2 separate regions of the Mus musculus genome follow, and region 1 is linked to region 2. The links are chromatin loops, found by intact Hi-C in ENCODE. Cell type or tissue: gastrocnemius. All regions are shown on one strand. Links, peaks and the distances in the headings refer to the core of each region. The heading gives the core; the rest is flanking DNA.

The links. Hi-C counts contacts between places; a loop is a spot of excess contacts. Peaks named below come from ENCODE experiments on the same cell type or tissue, not always from the same donor. Only the 100,000 strongest peaks of a DNase experiment are listed, where the experiment ranks them.
Region 1: a loop joins it to region 2, with 4 times the contacts of the local background. A loop is called at or near these places in 11 of 42 quality-filtered maps.

The regions. Positions count from the first base shown.
Region 1 is chr19:4,334,759-4,342,758 of GRCm38, forward strand. The region is part of intron 12 of Kdm2a (lysine (K)-specific demethylase 2A); the gene reads right to left. Among named protein-coding and RNA genes, the nearest start is that of Grk2, 33 kb to the left of the region's middle. In gastrocnemius, for the core only: a CTCF peak has its summit at 3,636 (motif pointing right); a DNase peak (open chromatin) is centred at 3,635; H3K4me3 peaks cover 25 bases; H3K27ac peaks cover 955 bases.
Region 2 is chr19:4,412,716-4,423,344 of GRCm38, forward strand. No RefSeq gene overlaps it. Among named protein-coding and RNA genes, the nearest start is that of Kdm2a, 21 kb to the left of the region's middle. In gastrocnemius, for the core only: a CTCF peak has its summit at 4,713 (motif pointing left); DNase peaks (open chromatin) are centred at 4,706, 7,245, 7,728 and 8,046; H3K27ac peaks cover 189 bases.

The DNA.
Region 1 (8,000 bases), core at 1-8,000, 79 kb before region 2:
ATGCCTCACATTCCAGACACCACTCTGCCAGATTTCTGTTTCTAAATCAGCTTTGCCTGCCTCATTCTTAATCCTACTGTCTCAGTTTTTAGGTGCAGGAAATATAGGTGTGACTACGTTATTGATATTCCCCATGAAGCAAACAGCCCTTCACCCTATTGACACTTCACATCATCTATTCTGTCTAGAGGTCCTCGAGCCAGACTGAAGCTCAAAACGTGCTCACTTACTCATGGGCTACAGCAGAAAGGGGAGCTTCACTTAGGCCAGAGGCCTACACACGAGTGTCAGCATAGGAAGAGAAGCCGAGCAGGAAAAGGAGGCGAAGGAGCAGCAGAATTCGCATTTTCCAGATCCTCTTAATATAACTGCTGGTACTATTTTGACATAAATAAACATCTAGCTTTCACTACCATTCTGGTTTTTTAAAATTATATTTATTTATGTGTGCGGTGGATGTCAGAGGACAACTTTTATCATATGGGTCCCTGAATGGAGGTTGTCAAGTTTGGCAGAAAGCATCATTATCGTGAGTTTCTGGAATAAAGTGGCCTAACAGGCTTTCTGGGATCTGAGCTAGCATCAAGGGCTGTGTTTGTGAATGTACTTTCTGCCAGACCGTTTCCCTCCATGTTGCCTACCCAGGCTTAGCTCCAACCCGTGGGGGCTTAGAGTGATCCTCCTGGACCCTTAACATGTGGCATGTGCTTATTCTCATAGTAGTTTACAGAATCAAAGAGATACTTCTGTGTTCTTGATTGAGTTCTTCCAGGAAATGCTCACATGGGCATGCTGACCTCAGACTGCTTCTTTGCATTTTCATTTTAAGATTCCAGTTCCAAGTATATTCAGTTTATTTCATATGAAAAGTTTTGTTTAATAATGATCTAGCTGGGGCTAGAGAGACGGCTCAGTGGTTAAGAGCACTGACTGCTCTTCCAGAAGTCCCGAGTTCAATTCCCAGCAACCACATGGTAGCTCACGACCATCTATAATGGGGTCTGATGCCCTCTTCTGGTGTGTCTGAAGACAGTCACAGTGTACCCATATATATAAATAATTCTAAAAAAGAAAAAGCAAATAACAACCCCCCCAACACACTGATCTAGCTATTGAGAAGTTTCTTTAAAAATGCTTATCTTCAGTGCTATCTATCCTAGAAGAATGCTAAAGTACTTTAGAAAAACATATTACCTCAAGGAAAATTGGTTATAGCAAAATCTACCTGAAAAAAATTAAAAAAAAAAAAAAAAAAAAGGAAAAAGACATGCCACTTCGAAACTTACTTCAATTAATTTTCAAGTTACATATTTAATGGCCTAATTTGCCCTCTTCTGTAATTAACAATAAACGGTGGCTGACAAAAAAAAAATGAGTAAACTAGGCATGGTGGCAAATACGTGCAATGCTTGCATTTAAGAAGATGAAACAAGGGCTGGCGAGATGGCTCAGTGGTTAAGAGCACCGACTGCTCTTCCGAAGGTCCCAAGTTCAAATCCCAGCAACCACATGGTGGCTCACAACCATCCTTAACGAAATCTGATGCCCTCTTCTGGAGTATCTGAAGACAGCTACAGTGTACTTACATATAATAATAAATAAATCTTTAAAAAAAAAAAAGATGAAACGAGAATGTACTTCAGGGCCTACTTAGGCTTCACAATGAGACCCTACCTCAAAAGCTAAGGAGGAGCTGGCAGTGGTGGCATACTTCTTTAATCTCAACACTTGGGAGGCAGAGGCAGGAGGATCTCTGTGAGTTCAAGGCTAGCCTGGTCTACCTAGTGAGTTTCAGGACAGTCAGGGCTATACAGAGAAACCCTGTCTTGGAAACCACCACCACCACCACCACCACCACAAAACAGCCCAGGAAGAAGAACATAACCTTTTAAAACACACACATAGCATCTTGTTAGTGAAAATTGCAAATGAAAATTTGTTGTATTTTGTTTTATTTTACTTTTACTTTGTGTATACATGCTTTCCCTGTATGTATATACACCTACTACATGCCTGGTAATTGAGGTAAACAGAAGCCATTGGATTCCCTGGAATTGGAATTACAAATGTGGTTGTGAGTTGCCTTATGGGTGCTGGTACTGGAACCTGGGTTCTCTGAAACAGCAGTCAGTGCTCCTAAAAACTGAGCCATTTCTCCAGCCCCAGATAACTACTATTTCCGTGGTTATTTGCTACCACCATTCTGATTCAGTAATGGGGTAGAGCTTAGTGTAAATTTTTAGATAAAAGATAAACTTTTAAAAGCTTAGAGTAGCATGGATTTACCACAAAGAATGATTTCCCAATTAATAAACTGAAAGCTGTTAGTATTTATGGAATGTTATTATAATCAATTTGATTCATCTACCAGGACAGTTTTAGCTGGTGAAATGAGAAGACTGGTACTTCCTCCTTATTTAGGATAAACTCTCTCATCTTCCCTCAGAGTTTGCTCTGAGCCTTGTGCATAGGAAATGCACAATATATGTACTTAGCCTACTTGAATGCCCATTCTACAAATGGACTTGAAGGCCCCAGGGAACAAGACTAGTACCAGAATAAATGAATTTCATAGATTTGTGACTAGCTACTATGTTTGAAATCCACTTTCAGTCTTATTATTAATTTTAACAATTTGATAGATATATTTTATATAATATATAATTTAACTTAATGTTGCAAAGTATGATTGGTTCATATGTGTATACACACTGAGGATTCTTTATCAGCAAAATAAACCAAAACAGATATAAACAAAGCAATAAAGTCCAATTAAATTCTTCCAGTTGATTGTCATCATCTTTCTAGTGTTCTGTTCACAGCAGCTTAGAATGTACTTTTAAGAACTCTTTGCGCCAGGCAGTGGTGGCACAGAGTGAGTTCCAGGACAGTCAGGGCAAACAGAGAAACTCTGTCTGGAAAAAAACAAAACAAAACAAAACAAAAAACAAACAAACAAACCCCCAAAACAAAAAACAAAAGCCCTTTGCAATAAGCTACTTCTATGAATGGAGCCATACTATACAGTTTCACCTTCTGCCTTTTTGTTATATATATTCCATGCTGATTTACTTTATCCATAAACTCATACTCTTTAAATGCTCTAGTTTTTTCCCCAATTAATCCCATTCTAACTCTATACTCTATGATTCTTCAACACTGTAAAACTTAACATTTTAGAATGTTGAAAGTTCTTCATCACCGCACTAAAATGGACTTTTCTTCAAGGAAATATGTAGTTATGGCTATAGCATCATTCACTATTTCTGAGAAGCAGATAGATTGTAACAATATATAATTTCTTTCTGCATAAAAGAATAAACTGCTTCCTTTTGATTCCACCTGCAACTTAGCCACTAGGACATACGTGCTAAGTTCTCCAGTGTTGCAGAGTTCCAATCAGTATAGTGTTTTGACACCTACCCAACCAAATTATTCTATTTTGTCAGTGGTGTTGTTTGAGACAAGGTCTTACTCTATAGCCCAGACTGCTCTCAAACTCGACCTTGTTCCAGCCTTCTGAGTGCTTGGCATTTATAGGCAGGAACTGTCACCTTGCCTTAAAAAGAAAGGGGTGGGGCACCTTATTTTTAATTGTGTATAAGGGCATGTGTATGAGTAGTGCAGAGTTTAGGCCAGAAGAGGGAGCCAGACTGCTAGAGACAGGCTTAGCCGGAGTAAGCCAATCAACATGGATGCTGACTACCAAACTTGGATTCTCTTGAAAGAATAGGCAAAGTGGCAAGTGCTTTTAACTGCTGGGTCACCAATCTAGCCCCTTCAAATGCCTTAAAAAAGGGAGGGTTGGACTAAAACTCTGCCAGACTCAATGCTTTTTTGTTGTTGTTCTTGTTGATGCTCAGATTATTAAATTTAAGCTCTGAACTTTGTAAAACTCTCATTACACACAACTGATGGATATAACTGTTCTCTAAGACTGGATTCAGTATTTTCTTTGTATTTTTGAAAGGGATCCTATTTTGTTGACCAGACTGATCTGCAACTCCTAGGCTCAACCGACCCTCTACCTTTTGAGTAGATATTTCAGGTGAGCAACATGCCATGCCCAGCTCTATAAAGGCTGCATTTTTATTTTATTTTATTTTAAAGATTTATTGATTTATTATATGTAAGTACACTGTAGCTGTCTTCAGACACCCCAGAAGAGGGCATTAGATCTCATTACGGATGGTTGTGAGCCATCATGTGGTTGCTGGGATTTGAACTCAGGGCCTTCAGACTCACAACCTTCAGAAGAGCAATCAGTGCTCTTAACTGCTGAGCCATCTCTCCAGCCCCAAGGCTGCATTAAAAAAAAAAAAAGATTGATTGATTGATTGATTTAATATATGTGAGTGCACTGTCACTCTCTTCAGACATACCAGAAGAGGGCATTAGATTCCATTACAGATGGTTGCGAGCCACCATATGGTTGCTGGGAATTGAACTCAGGACCTCTGGAAGCACAGTCAGAGCCATCTCTCCAGACCCCCAGAGGCTGCATTTTAACATCTCATTTGAGGTAAACAAGAGGAGGTATGAATGAAGTCCTGAAACAAGAATCTAAACACTGTCAGTCTATTCAGACATAGGCCACAATGTGTCTCAGCCAGTATTGACAGCTATAGTTCCTAGTAATTCTTGATAAATAGAAGTTCTGTGTGATTTTCATACGATTGGAGTCCTTTGGAAGCCTCCCCTTAACTCACCCGCTTGCTTTACTGCTGCTTCCTTTTATTTTTTCTACATTCTCTCCTGATCTCCATACAAAGGCCAAGCATGGCAGCTGATACACACTTGTGATCCTAGTACCTGGGACACTCAAATAGGAAGATTCCTAATTCGAGGTCAGCCTGGGTTCCCCAGCAAGACTCTCCCTAAAAACCAAACCAAATAAATTTTCTTTAAGCTATATTAAATTATTTACTTAAGCAAGTTTTTCTATTTCTAGCAGGAACTTTGACCTTGAACAGTAAAATACTGTAGTATAATAGGGTATCTATAACTGGATTTAGTTAAAATTAGATCCATAGACTTAGAACTTAAAAAGTTTTTTTTTTTTTTTTTTTTTTTTGGTTTTTCGAGACAGGGTTTCTCTGTATAGCCCAGGCTGTTCTGGAACTCACTTTGTAAACCAGGCTAGCCTCGAACACAGAAATCCGCCTGCCTCTGCCTCCCAAGTGCTGGGACCAAAGGTGTGCGCCACCACGCCCAGCAGAGATACTCATTTTTATGAACTAGAAACACACAGACCAGAAGAATGTTGTATGATAATCTTTGGAATTGTTTTCTTTTATAGATTTTTCTAAAGATAATTATTCAAGTTAAACAAGTCTCCAAAGTCAAAATTTATTGTTTCCCACATGCACTTGAGATGGAATAGCTGCAAAAAAGAGGTTGTTGTAGATATAGGTACAGACACCTAATTTCTGACAAAGGCATTAAAATATACATTGAAAAAAAGACAGCTTCACCAAATGATATTTCAAAAACTAGCTTAGACTATCTATGTAAAAGATCAGACTCTTTTACTCTAAATACAAATAAATTCAAATCGGGTCAAAGATCTGTAACATCAAAATTGACCGAAGAAAACAGGATGAAGGCTAGTGAGGCCATTCAGTGGGAAAAGGGCACCTGCTGCTAAGTCTGGAAACCTGAGCCTGATCCCTGAAACCCATGTCATAGAAAGAGAGAACTAATTCCACACTAAAACACTATGTTTTTTTAAAAAAATTAGAAGCTGAGTTTACTAGCAGATACCTTTAATCCCAGAACACAGGAGGAAGAGGCAGAGGAAGGCAGCTCTCTGAATTTGAGGCCAGCTTAGTCCATATAGTGAGTTCCAGGATAGCTAGAGCTATGTTGAGAGATCCAGTTTCAAAACCAAGCCTACCCCCAATAACAGGGAGGAGCCTGGGGGCTAGAGAGATGGCTCAGTGGTTAGAAGCTCTTGTGGCTCCTTTAGAGGACAGCAGTTTGGTTGTTCAGCTCACTATACGTGGCTCAGGAATACCTGTAACTCCAGTTCCAGGAATCTATCACTTTCCTCTGACCTCAACAGGCAGGCACACGCATATAAGTAACATTTTATTTTATTTTAAGACATGGTATCTCTGTGTAGCCTTAGCTTTTCTGGTATTCACTCTGATCAGGCTGACCTGGAAAGGTGTGAGCCATCACCACCACCTGGCTAAAATTAAAAAACAAAAAACCCTCAAAAAATTCAGGATGTATTTGTAAGCCAGGTATGGTAGCATCCACCTTTAATCCCAACAACTAAAGAGGCAGAAGTAGGAGAATATTTGTGAGTTTAAGACTGTCCAGGTCTACACAGGAAATTCCAAGACAGTCAAGGCAACATAGAAAAGACCTGATTTGGAGAGAGAACCCAGTGGTTGAGAGCATGTATCCAGAGAACCAGAATTCAATTCCCAGCATCTGTATTATGCAACTCAACACACAAAAGCTTCAGCTCCAAGAGACTCTGATAGCCCTGGTCTCTGCAAACACCTGTACTCATGTGTACATACCCCACACAAAGATACACATTACCATTTATTAAAAAATAAAACAAAGCCAGGTGGTGATGGTGGTGCAGACCTTTAATCCCAGTGCTTCTGAGGCAGAGGCAGGCAGATCTCTAGGAGTTTGAGGCTGCTTTGGCTTACAGAGTGAGTTCTAGGACAGCTAGGACTATAAACAGAGACCAAATCTCAAAAAACAATAAACAAAAGAAATACAAATGCTCAATGAATATCTGAAAAGGTGTATTCAGACATCAATACAAAGCAAACTAAAGCTGCTGTGAGATTTCATCTCATTCTGGTTCAAATACTGACAAAGACAATCAATGACTGGAGCTGGTTATAGTAAAGAGTTTGCCATGCAACCCTAAGGACCTGAGTTCAATCTCTATCTCACTGCAATTCATAGGCCTTCGTCCAATCATGATAATAATGATAGTAAAGAAAAAAAGAAATCTAGTGATAATGCTAGTGAGCACCTGTGTAAAAAGGAATTCTTATACTTTCCTGGTAGAAATGCAACTTGATACAGGAATTGTTGAAGTCAGTACGATAGTTCCTCAAAAAACTAAAAGAAGAGCTACTACATAATCCAGCTACAATACTGGGTATATGTACTTGAAAGATTCCAATTCACCAATCAATCCACAGATATTTGGATAGACATTTTTATTGCTGGACTATTCATAATAGCTAAGAAATGTAACCAGTTGAGGTGCTTATTAACAGATAAATGGGTAATGAAAGCGTGGCTCATAATTATACAATAAAGTTTTTGAAAAATAAAACCATGGCATTTCAAGAAAATGGATGGAACGGCAGGATATTACTGCAGTAGAATCTGTATGTGTGTGTGTGGGGGGGGGAGAATGGGGTAGAAGGGAAATCATAGGAGGAAAGAACACAGGGTAAAGAAATACATGTGACATGAAGGCAGAAAGGGGGACTATTTAGGGTAGGAAGGGAAGCACAGGGAATATGATTAGGCAGGCAGTCCCCGTCTCACGGTAGGAATGTTAGGGTCACAGGTGGACACCACTGCATTAACTTTTGCCTTTGTTTTTGTTCTTTTTTAAAAAATACAGGCCCTAGGAACTAAAGCAAGGTTCCCATGCTTATGACTGATAAGGAGAGCAGAAGGGTCTCAGGGAGTCCCAGGCTAGACTGGTCTACATAGTGGTTCCAGACCAGTTAGAGTGAGATCCTGCCTCAGAAAACAAAAATAAAAATATATATGAATGTACCTGATATACCATCTCCAGGAATTATACTCAGGCAATCAGGTCTACTCACAGAGCCATCTTACCTGCTCTGTCCACCCAACACTCTTAGTGGTAAGCTTCGTTTTTAGCACTAAGTTTAAATCAACACTAGATACATGTATGTTCCCATTTCCAAAAGAGTGACTCAATGTCACTCTAGAAATTGAAACACTGGGCAGCACTTACTTACACAGGCACATATTAATTAACT
Region 2 (10,629 bases), core at 1,283-9,282:
TTTGATAGGGTTGTTTAGTTTTCTGGAGTCTAACTTCTTGAGTTCTTTGTATATATTGGGTATTAGTCCTCTATCGGATGTAGGATTGGTTCTAAAAAGTCTATAATTTCTTTTTTTTTTTTTCCTTGACCAAGTTATCATTGAGTAGAGCTTTGTTCAGCTTCCATGTACATGTGAGCTTTCTGTTGTTTTTGTTGTTATTGACTTATACCAGCCTAAGTCCGTGGTGAGCTGATAGGGAGCATGGGATTATTTCGATCTTCTTGTATCTGTTGAGGCCTGTTTTGTGACCAATTATATGGTCAGTTTTGGAGAAGGTACCATGAGGTGCTGAGTAGAAGGTATATTTTGTTTTAGGACGAAGTGTTCTGTAGATACCTGTTAAATCTATTTAGTTCATAACTTCTGTTAGTTTCACTGTGTCTCTGTTTAGTTTCTGTTTCCATGATCTGTCCATTGATGAGACTCAGGTGTTGAAGTGGGGGCCCACTATTATTGTGTGAGGTGCAATGTGTGCTTTGAGCTTTAGTAATTTTTTTTTTAATGAATATTGGTGCCCTTGCATTTGGAGCATAGATGTTCAGAATTGAGAATTCATCTTGGTAGATTTTTCCTTTGATGAGTATAAAATGTCCTTCCTTATCTTTTTTGATAACTTTTAGTTGAAGGTTGATTTTATTCTATATTAAGATGGTTACTCCAGCTTCTTTCTTGGTACCATTTGGTTGGAAAATTGTTTTCCAGCCTTTTACTCCTAGGTAGTGTCTGTTTTTGTCACTGAGGTGTGTTTCCTGTATGCAGCAAAAGACTGGGTCCTATTTATGTATCCAATCTATTAGTCTATGTCTTTTTACTGGGGAATTGAGTCCATTTTATTAAGAGATATTAAGGAATAGTGATTGTTGCTTCCTGTTATTTTTGTTGTTAGAGATGGAATTATGTTTGTGTGGCTCTCTTCTTTTTGGGTTTGTTGAAAGAAGATTACTTTCTTGATTTTTCTAGGGTGTAGTTTCCTTCCTTGTGTTGGAGTTTTCCATCTATTCCTTTGTAGGGCTGGATTTGTGGAGAGATATTGTGTAAATTTGGTTTTGTCATGGAATACCTTGGTTTCTCTTGCAAGGTATAATGCCTGGGCTGGCATTTGTGTTCTCTTAGGGTCTGTATGACATCTGCCCAGGATCTTCTAGCTTCCATAGTCTCTGTTGAGAAGTCAGGTGTAATTCTGATAGGTATGCCTTTATATATTACTTGACCCTTTTCCCCTTACTGCTTTTAATATTCTTTATTTGCTTTGTGCATTTGGTGTTTTGACTATTACGTGACGAGAGAAATTTCTTTTCTGGTCCAATATGTTTGGAGTTCTGTAGGCTTCTATATGTTTATGGGCATCTCTTTCTTTAGGTTAGGAAAGTTTTCTTCTATAATTTTTGTTGGATATTTGGCCCTTTAAGTTGGTAATCTTCACTCTCTTCTATACTTATTATCCCTTAGTTGGTCTTCTCATTGTGTCCTGGATGTTTTGGGTTAGGAACCTTTTGCATTTTGCATTTTCTTTGACTGTTGTGTCAATGTTTTCTATGGTATCTTCTGCACCTGAGATTCTCTCTTCTATCTCTTATATTCTGTTGGTGATGGTTGTGTCTGTGACTCCTGATCTCTTTCTTAGGTTTTCTATCTCCAAGATTATCTCCCTTTGTAATTTCTTTATTGTTTCTATTTCCATTTTTAGGTCCTAGATGGTTTTGTTCAATTCCTTCACCTGTTTGGTTGTGTTTTCCTGCAATTCTTTAAGGGATTTTTGTGTTTTCTCTTTAAGGGCTTATACTTGTTTACCTGTGTTCTCCTATATTTCTTTAAGGGAGTTATTTATGTTCTTCTTAAAGTCCTCTATGATCAATCATCATGAGATGTGATTTTTAAACCAGAGTCTTGTTTTTCTGGTGTGTTGGGGTATCCAGGGCTAGCAGTAGTGGGAGAATTGGGTTCTGGTTGTAAGTAGCCTTGGTTTCTGTTGCTTATGTTCTTGCACTTGCCTCTCACCATCTGATTATCTGTGGTCTTGCTGTTTCTGACTGTGGCTTGTCCCTCCTGTAAGACTGTGAGTCAGCACTCCTGGGAGACCAACTCTTCTCCCAGCGGGATTGGGTATGAAGAGCTGTGGCACAGGATCAGCTCTCAGGCACAGATGGAAACCAGAAGAGAAAAAAAGATTTCTATATCTGAAAAACACTGAAATGTGGTCATCAGACTGTTAAAATGGCTCAGTAGGCAAAGGTGCCTGCTACCAAGCTTGAGTTCAATTCCCAGCCCCATATACTGGAAGAAGAAAACTGACTAGTGTTTCCTACACATGCATCTGCATGCCTCTCTCTCACTAAAATAACTAAAAAGCAGCTGTGGCTGGTGGCAAAGTCCTGTAATCCAGCACTGGGGAGACAGAGGCAGGAGGATAAATTAAAGGTCACTATCAACTACATAGAAATGTAAGGTCAGACTGGGTTTCATGAGACTCTGTTTCAAAAACAGAAACAAAAACAAACAAACAAACAAACAAAAATCAAAACAGCTCAGGGTGCTGCTTGTGTTATGACTTTTCCTGAGATGTAAGCATCCATTCAGATAATAGTGAAACAAACCAGAGAAACAGGTCTATTCAAGTGTAGTTTAGTGAGCCAGGAGACTGAGGGACTCAGGCAGCTGCATCACTGAGAGACTCACTCCCCCCAGGATGGGTAGTAGTACGCCCCTGGATCTACTTGCATAATTCAATTTAAAAGCTGGGCATGGTGGCACAGTCCTTTAGTTCTAGCACTTGGGAGGCAGAGGCAGGTGGCTCTCTAAGATTGAGGCCAGACTGGTCTACAGATCAAATTCCAGGACAGCCAGTGCAACACAGAAACCCTGTCTCAAAGGACAAAAACATTGGGACATTAAGAAGGCTCAGTGGATAAAGATGCCTACCACCAAGTCTGCTTAACTGAGTTTCATGTTTGATACCAGAACCCACATAGTGGAAAAGAATTGACAACCTCAAGTTGTCCTTTGATCTTCACACAGGTACTGTGTCCTGAGTGCATGCATGTGCGCATGTGTGTGCAATACCATAGTGCATATGTGGAAGTCAGAGAACACTTTGGTTCTCTTGTTTTACTATGTGGCTTTCTGGGGATAGAAGTCAGTTTGTCTGGCTGAGCTATCTGATATATTTTCCAGAAAGCTTTTAATACCTCTCATAATTATTTCAGATAATGACAGGATTTGATAAGAGAACCAATTCTCTTGGAAGGCCTTGGGGAAAGCTGTGCTAGCAGCCGAGAAATCCAGGGCTCTATCTAGACTGTCAGGCCATACAGGACAGTGCCCCAGGGCTCCCAATTAGCTCTTTGGAATAAAGTTCTCTGTTTTGAAATTAGACAGCCTCCTGTTAATCCAGGAGGAAGGAACCAGGTTGGAGAAAGGGTGAATGAGTCCTTGGGGTTATTTACATATCTATCATTTGTTTACATCTCAGTGAATCCTCCCCTACTCTAGCGCCCTATAGGTTGCAACCTCCTCCAGGATTACACCCCCTTGCAAGAGTGTCACTTGCTTAGTCCTGTTGACTGTGGAGAACTGGGAAGGACAGTCATACAGCCACTAGGCATTTAGTGTTTGTTTTCTCTTTGTTCTGGGATCCTTGGTTGTTTGGGTTTCTTATTTTGTTTTGTTTGTGTGTTTTGTTTTAGACCAGGGTAGGTTCATAGAGATCAACGTCTATCTCTGAATTAAAGGCCTATGCTACCAAACCCAAACCCAAAGTGGTTATTTTAAAAAATTTAACCATATTAGTCGGGAGAAGTCTGTGTAGTAGTCAGAGAAAATCCCTAGGGTTGGTTGGTTCTCTAGATCTTTTTTCTGCCCTGTTGGCGTTAATGTTCCTATCCTGGACTGGGCCTTACGGCTGAGCTGCCACATCCACAAGGGAGGACTTCCACAAGAAGATAAGGTGGCTAATGTGCTTGCCTAGCATGTTAGAGGACCTAGGTTTTATTCCTAGTACTGTTAAAAAAAAAGTAAATGAACAATAATTTTAGGATAGTTGTATTTGTTGATTGTGTATGGGCACATGTTGGAGGAAGAGTGGAGGTCAGAGCATAATTTGTGGGTATAGGTTCTCACCTACTATATGGGTCCTGGAGCATTAGGCTTCATAGTAAACATCATTAGCTGAGCCAGCTTGCCAACCATGGGGCTATTTTTGGTTTGTCTTGGCTGGCCTGGAATGCATTGTGTAGACCAGTCTACTAAAAAACTCACTGAGATGGAGACACACCAATATTTTTCCAGAACTTCCCTCAAATTCTGGTATGGGTTGGGAGCTGGCCAACTGGTGGTCCTCAGCCTCTGCTTCCTTCATTTGCGCTGACAAACGAGACTGGTCTGGGTTACCTGAGCTGTCTGGAGTAGCTACATACAGGGTTCAGATTCAAATGCAAAGGGACTGTAGGTTTGGGACAACACTGTGTTCAATCTAGGTTCATTCTATACTGACCAAATAGGCAACTAACAGGACCACTCTGGACATTGGGTATTTTTCTTTAGTAAAGTATTGGTGCAGTAAGTGTCACTCCTCTGATGACAACCAGGGGGAATGGTATGCTAGGGCAAGTCACAGGCTGGCTGGCCTTCTGTAACCAGGTAAGGTTGCTCTTCCTGAGCCCTGCTGCCCTCTACTGGTCGAAATCCAGCTATAATGAGACTCATTGTCCAGAGTCCAAACACCCAGCCTTGGTCAGCCCATATTATCTTCAATACTGTTCTTTGTCCCCCTGAACCTTGGTTTTCTCATCTGTAAAGTGAAGAATTGTGGATACCAATGGAGGCAAAAAGTCACCAAGGTTGTCCAGAAAGATACAACTATAATCCTTTTCTTGAGATAAACAGGAACAGGAGTCCCCAGAGCAGCCCCGTTGCAGATGTAAGGTCTTTTATTCTGTAGGAAGTACCTTGAATTCATCCTCTTAAGATCAGAGGCCAGCTGTGCTGTGGACTGCAGAGCAAATGTCATGTCACATGCCAGTCTGCTGACTGTGATCTTGTCTACAAAGCTCTCATGCAGAATTAAAGACAGGACTTGGGGGACAAAGGACACATGCTGCTCTCTGCACTGCAGTCCCCATCATAGTCACTGTTGAGTATGACTCTCATCAGTGCCTACAGCAGGAAGGAAGACTAACATCCTCAAGTTCCCTCCTCCCACAGCTTCTGGAGGGCTTGAGTGCCCTGCCCTCTCTCTTAGGTTGAGATGAAAGGACCAGCCTTGAACACACTCATATGCTTGCTCTGGCTTCTGGCTGACAGAGCCAGCAGCAAGCCTGCACAATAAATAATTACTTTTATATTTCATAACTAGTTAGTAGTGTCTACAAGTGGACAAACACTATTAGCATTAACATGGATTTTTAATGTATATGGGTGTTTTGCCTGCATTCATGTATGTGCACCACATATATATATATGGTGCATACGGAGGTCAGAAGAAAGCATTTGGTAGTCTGGAACTGGAGTTACAAATGGTGGTGAGCCTCCTTATGGATGCTGGGAATTGAACCTGGGTCCTCTGGAAGAGCAACCAGACTCTTGACTGCTGAGCCATCTCTCCAGCCTCACATTAACTTCTTTAGAGATAGGGTGTTTCTATAAGCCAGGATGATACTGAACTCCAGATTCTCTTGCCTCAGCCGACCAAGCGATGGCATTGCAGGTATATGCAACCATGTTGTTGTGTTAGCTCTTAATTCAACCAGCCTTTACAATCAAAGGTGCTATTATCTGCATTTGGGAATAAGGGAACTGACAACTAAAAGTATAGTTAAGGAAGCTAAAGAGAGGCAGGAAGATCTTTGCAGTTCAGGACCATTCTGAGCTACATATAGTGAGACTTTGTCTCAAAACAAACAAACAAACAAAATCAAAAAAAGGGGTCAGAGAGATGACTCAGTGATTAAAGAAGAACATTTGCTATGTAGTCAGGGTTTGGATCTCAGTATCTACATAACAAGACAGATGTCTGTCTGTCTGTTTGTCTTTGTCTGTCTGTCTTTGTCTGTCTGTCTCTCTCTGTCTCCATCTCTCTGTCTGTCTGTCTGTCTGTCTGTCTGTCTCTCTCTCTCTCTCTCTCACACACACACACACACACACCTGTTACCCCAGCTCCAAGAGAGGGCAGAGACAAGAGGTTATCTGGAGCTTGCTAGCTTCCCAATTACATGAAAAAATGCAAGCCCCGAGTCTAGGGATAGGTATTTCCTGAATGGAAGAGATGGAGAGTCATAGAATGGACTCCTGATGTCCTCTTCTGGCCTCAGGCATGTACAGCCAACATATAGACACATATGCACATATAAGTAAATACATCTTTAAAAACACAGAAAAGTCCTGACAATAACAACAAAAAACTAACACAAGCAAGCAAGGCTACACACTTGGTTCATTATGCAACTCGGACTTTGTAACTTTTCGTATTTATTTGTGTGCGTCCCACATGTACATATAGCGATCAGAGAACAATTTGTGTTTGTTCCTCTATGTGGGTTCTGGAGATCAGGGATTTTGGGGTTGTTAGCCTTGGTGGCAAGTGTCTTTACCATCTTTCTGGCTTCTTTTATTTTGAAACAAGGTCTCACTACATAGCTCCTATTAGCCTTCAGTTTGCTATGTAGGTAAGTAGACAAGGCTGGCTTTGAACCTGTAGCAGTCTTCCTGCTTCTGTCTCTCGTGTACTAGTATTACAGTCCTGTTACCGTGCTTTGCTCCAAAGCCAGGACTTGAAGCTAGGAAAGTCTCTTTTTTTCACATAGCTAACCTGTTTCTCAGAAGCATCTGACTAGAGAATCAACGTCCACATTCCACACTCTGCCATTGTAGAGGCGTGTGGTAGGCTGCTCCCATTTTAGATCTCATTGTTCTCTGGGCTAGTCACAGGGTACTTTGGATCTTTCGTATCAGCTTCAGAATGCCTTATATGCTTGCTCTGAGTTTCTGGCTTAGTGCTCATCAGAGGATGTAAACTGAGGCCGGAGAGCAAGGAGAGCGGCCTTCGTTGGCATGAGCTGTAGCTTTTACTTTCAGCCTGGGCAAAGAGCTCGATGACTCAGAGTAGGCTCTACCCTCTCCACCCTGAGGATGCCAGGGAGTGGCCTGTCTTCCAATAGACAACCCAGAAGCTGGGCTGAGGAGTTGTGGTTCTTGGTTCTTGGCAGCCAGGGCTGGCTTTTGGGCAGTGTCTTCCCAGGTTGGGTCACACTGTCAGGCCCCACCTATCCTGCCAGGTGGTTGTAAGGAACTATCTGAAGTTGGGGAATTTCAGTGGGGAGGTAGCGCTTCCACACATCTGTATGTCATTCTTCCTGAACCCTGCCTTCACATATAGGATACCTGTGTGTGACTGTCTGTGCTTGGAGAGCTGAAATGTAGACCTGAAGGGGAACTGTCCCCACAACGAGGCATGCTGGGTTGTTTTTGGTATCTCTCACCCCAGGGAGAGGCCACATTCTTCCCTCACTCACTCTCATTACCCCCACCCTTCTCACAGTACACTGTCATACATGGCTTCCCAGCCCGGAAGCCACCAAGTCTCCACTTGTAGTGACTTGTAGTGTCTGGATGGCTGCAGTTGCCCAACTGGTCTCCTGGCATCTACCCCAACCCTTCCAGACACTCTGCCTTGACCTACTGCCAGAGCTGTCACCTTAGAGAATTCAGCATGGGAAGAGACCCAGAATCCCTAGCAAAGGAGTGTACAGAGATCACAGCAGGTTTTGGCCTGTGAGTGTGTGCTCAGTGAGGAGGTAGTAAGCAGCCAGGTGCTAACTTTTTGGAGAAGATGGTGTCTGAGTTGGACCGTAAAGAATTTGGTGGCAGAGGGAACTTAGGAACTTGGTACCTCATGATTGGGGACAGCCTGGTCAAAGGCTTAGAGGGCAGTGCCCTGTGGGTGTTGCCCTGTGTGTGTAACTGGAGTAGGCGTGGTAAAGTGTTCTTGAGATAAAGCCAGAGGGAAGTGGGCTGGAGCCAAATTCAGGACAGCTCGAGGCACAGATGGGACTTTGGGTCTTCTCTGCGTGAGAAGGCTGTGTAGACCTTGGTGCCGCATGGCTTCCTGCCTGGATTTTGTGCCTCGGAAGGTAGAGCTTTGCCTTTCTGAGGAAGATGAGGCAGGTAAGGACCTGAAGGTTGGGGACTTGGCATGCCCCAGGCGACATGACACAAGGGCTAGTAGAATGTTGCTCCACAGCATTCCCTCGTAATTATTATTCATCATTCAGTAGGCATCAGTAATGGGACACAGCTGGGTACAGTGGCACAACCAACACCTGGAAAGATGGCTCAGCAGCAGTAAAGGACACTGACGGACCCAGGTTTGATTCCCAGAGTCCACATGGCAACTTACAACCGTCTGTAATTCCAGTTCCTGGGATCCAATGCCCTCATAAGAGGCCTCTGTGGGCATCAAGGAGGCACATGGTGCACAGTCATATATGCATGCTACACACCCCCACACACAAAATAATAAAAGTATAAAAATATTTTATAAAAATAAGTAATAATAAAATTAATAAAACAACAACAACAATAGTAATAATAAGATTAAAAAATTAATCTTAAAAACAACCAACCAGGACTGAAGAGATGGCTCAGCACTGGTTGCTCTTCCAGAGGACCTGGGTTTGGTTCCCAGCACCCACATGGTGGCTCACAACTGTAACTCCAGTTCCAGAGGCTCTGACACCATTACACAGGCATGCATATAGGCAAAACTGCAATGCACATAAACCCTCCAGAGCTGGGGGTTGTAGCTGCTGGTGGATACTAAACCCTGGGTTGGATGTCCAGCAAAGCATAAACCAGGTGTGATAGTGGATATTTGTAGTGCCAACATTCCGGGTATAGAGACAGAAGGATCAATAAGCTAAAGAGACGAGATGGCTCAGTGATTGAGAGCCCTGGCTGCCCCTCCAGAGGACACAGGTTGGATCCTCAGCACATCCATGGCAGCTCACAAATTGAACTCCAGTTCTAGTTTCCAGCCTCCTCTTCTGGCCTCTTCAGGAAGAGCAATACTCCCACACATAAAATACTAAAAATATATTTTCAAAAAGTAATATATCTGGTTTGGAGAGATGGCTCTCAGTAGTTAGGAGCACTGACTGCTCTTCTAGAGGTCCTAAATTCAATTCCTAGCAACCACATGGTGGCTCACAAGCATTTGTAATGGGACCCAATGCTCTCTTCTTGTGTGTCTGAAGACAGCTACAGTGCTATTTATTCATATAAATAAATAACTCTTTTTTTTAAAAAAAGTAAAATACATTGTGGGCATACTTCGAAGCCCAAGGAATCCAAATAACCTAGTTTGATGTTCTCTGGCTCCAAGACCCTGGAGAGGTCATTTCCCTCTTTCTTTTCTGAGGTGAGTAGATATAACAAGGTGCCTCATCGGTCTAGAGCCTGGGGTTCAGTAGAAACCTGGTACATTCCTGCCCATTCACACCCCTTCTCCTAGGCTCCTTGGGCATAGTTTGTACTGCTTAGTGTTTTAGCTTTCTTTGGTTTTGCTTGTTTAGTGTTGAGTTTTTTGGTTTTGTGTTTATGTTTTGTTTTCTGGTTTTTTCGAGACAGGGTTTCTCTTTAGCCCTGGCTGTCCTGGAGCTTGCTCTGCAGACCAGGCTGGCCTCAAACTCAGAAATCTGCCTGCCTCTGCCTCCCAAGTGCTGGGGTTAAAGGCGTGTGCACAGACTGATTAATATTTTTTTTGGTTTTGTTTTGCAAATTACATTCGTGTGCGTCTACGTGTATTTATGGGGCCAAGCAGAAGGCATAGCTTGCATGGGGTTGTCAAAGGAGTTGGATCTATCTACCATGTGGGTCCAGGGATCTGACTTAAGTAGACAGGCTGGGTGGCAAGCCTCTTTATCCACTGAACCATATAAATGGTTCCTGATTTTTGTTTGTTTTGTTTGGATCTTGCTTCACAGCCCAGTTTAGTCTCTGGCCCATCTCCATTTTTGGTTTGAGGATCCTCATGCTTGAAGTCCTTTTCTGAATCAGTCATGAAACAGTAGCCAGAGGGACAATGGCCTGTTCTCTGCCCAGGTGCTCTAGACTGAAATCTGAATTTCTTCGGTTGTAATTTGAATACAGTCAGTCAAAGCTTTTGGTAAGCTCCATCGGCTAAATCCAAGTATGTATTTCTTAATGTTGCCACGCTGAGAGCCAAAACCAACCCGGAACATCACATTATGTCATGAACCTGAACCAGCCCATTCCTTTGATTGATACACATGATACTCAACAAGAACAGGCACCCACCATCCAGCCCAGCAGCTCCATTCAAAAGACCTCCAGGTGAGGGATCACAGCTCAGATAACAGGGCTGAGCCTCAGCAGGTGGGTAGCACTGGCCTCACGTGGAAAAGTCCACTGGGATGACTGGATCCACTGGGTTCTTAGTCCAAGCTGCTCAACTTTCAGGGCTGAGCATATAGCTCAATGGTGAAACAGTGCCTTGGATGCATAGACGCTCAGGTCCAGGCACCCCCTCCCCCCCAACCCCCAGAATGCACTGTCAGGCTGGGCACACAGTGCCTC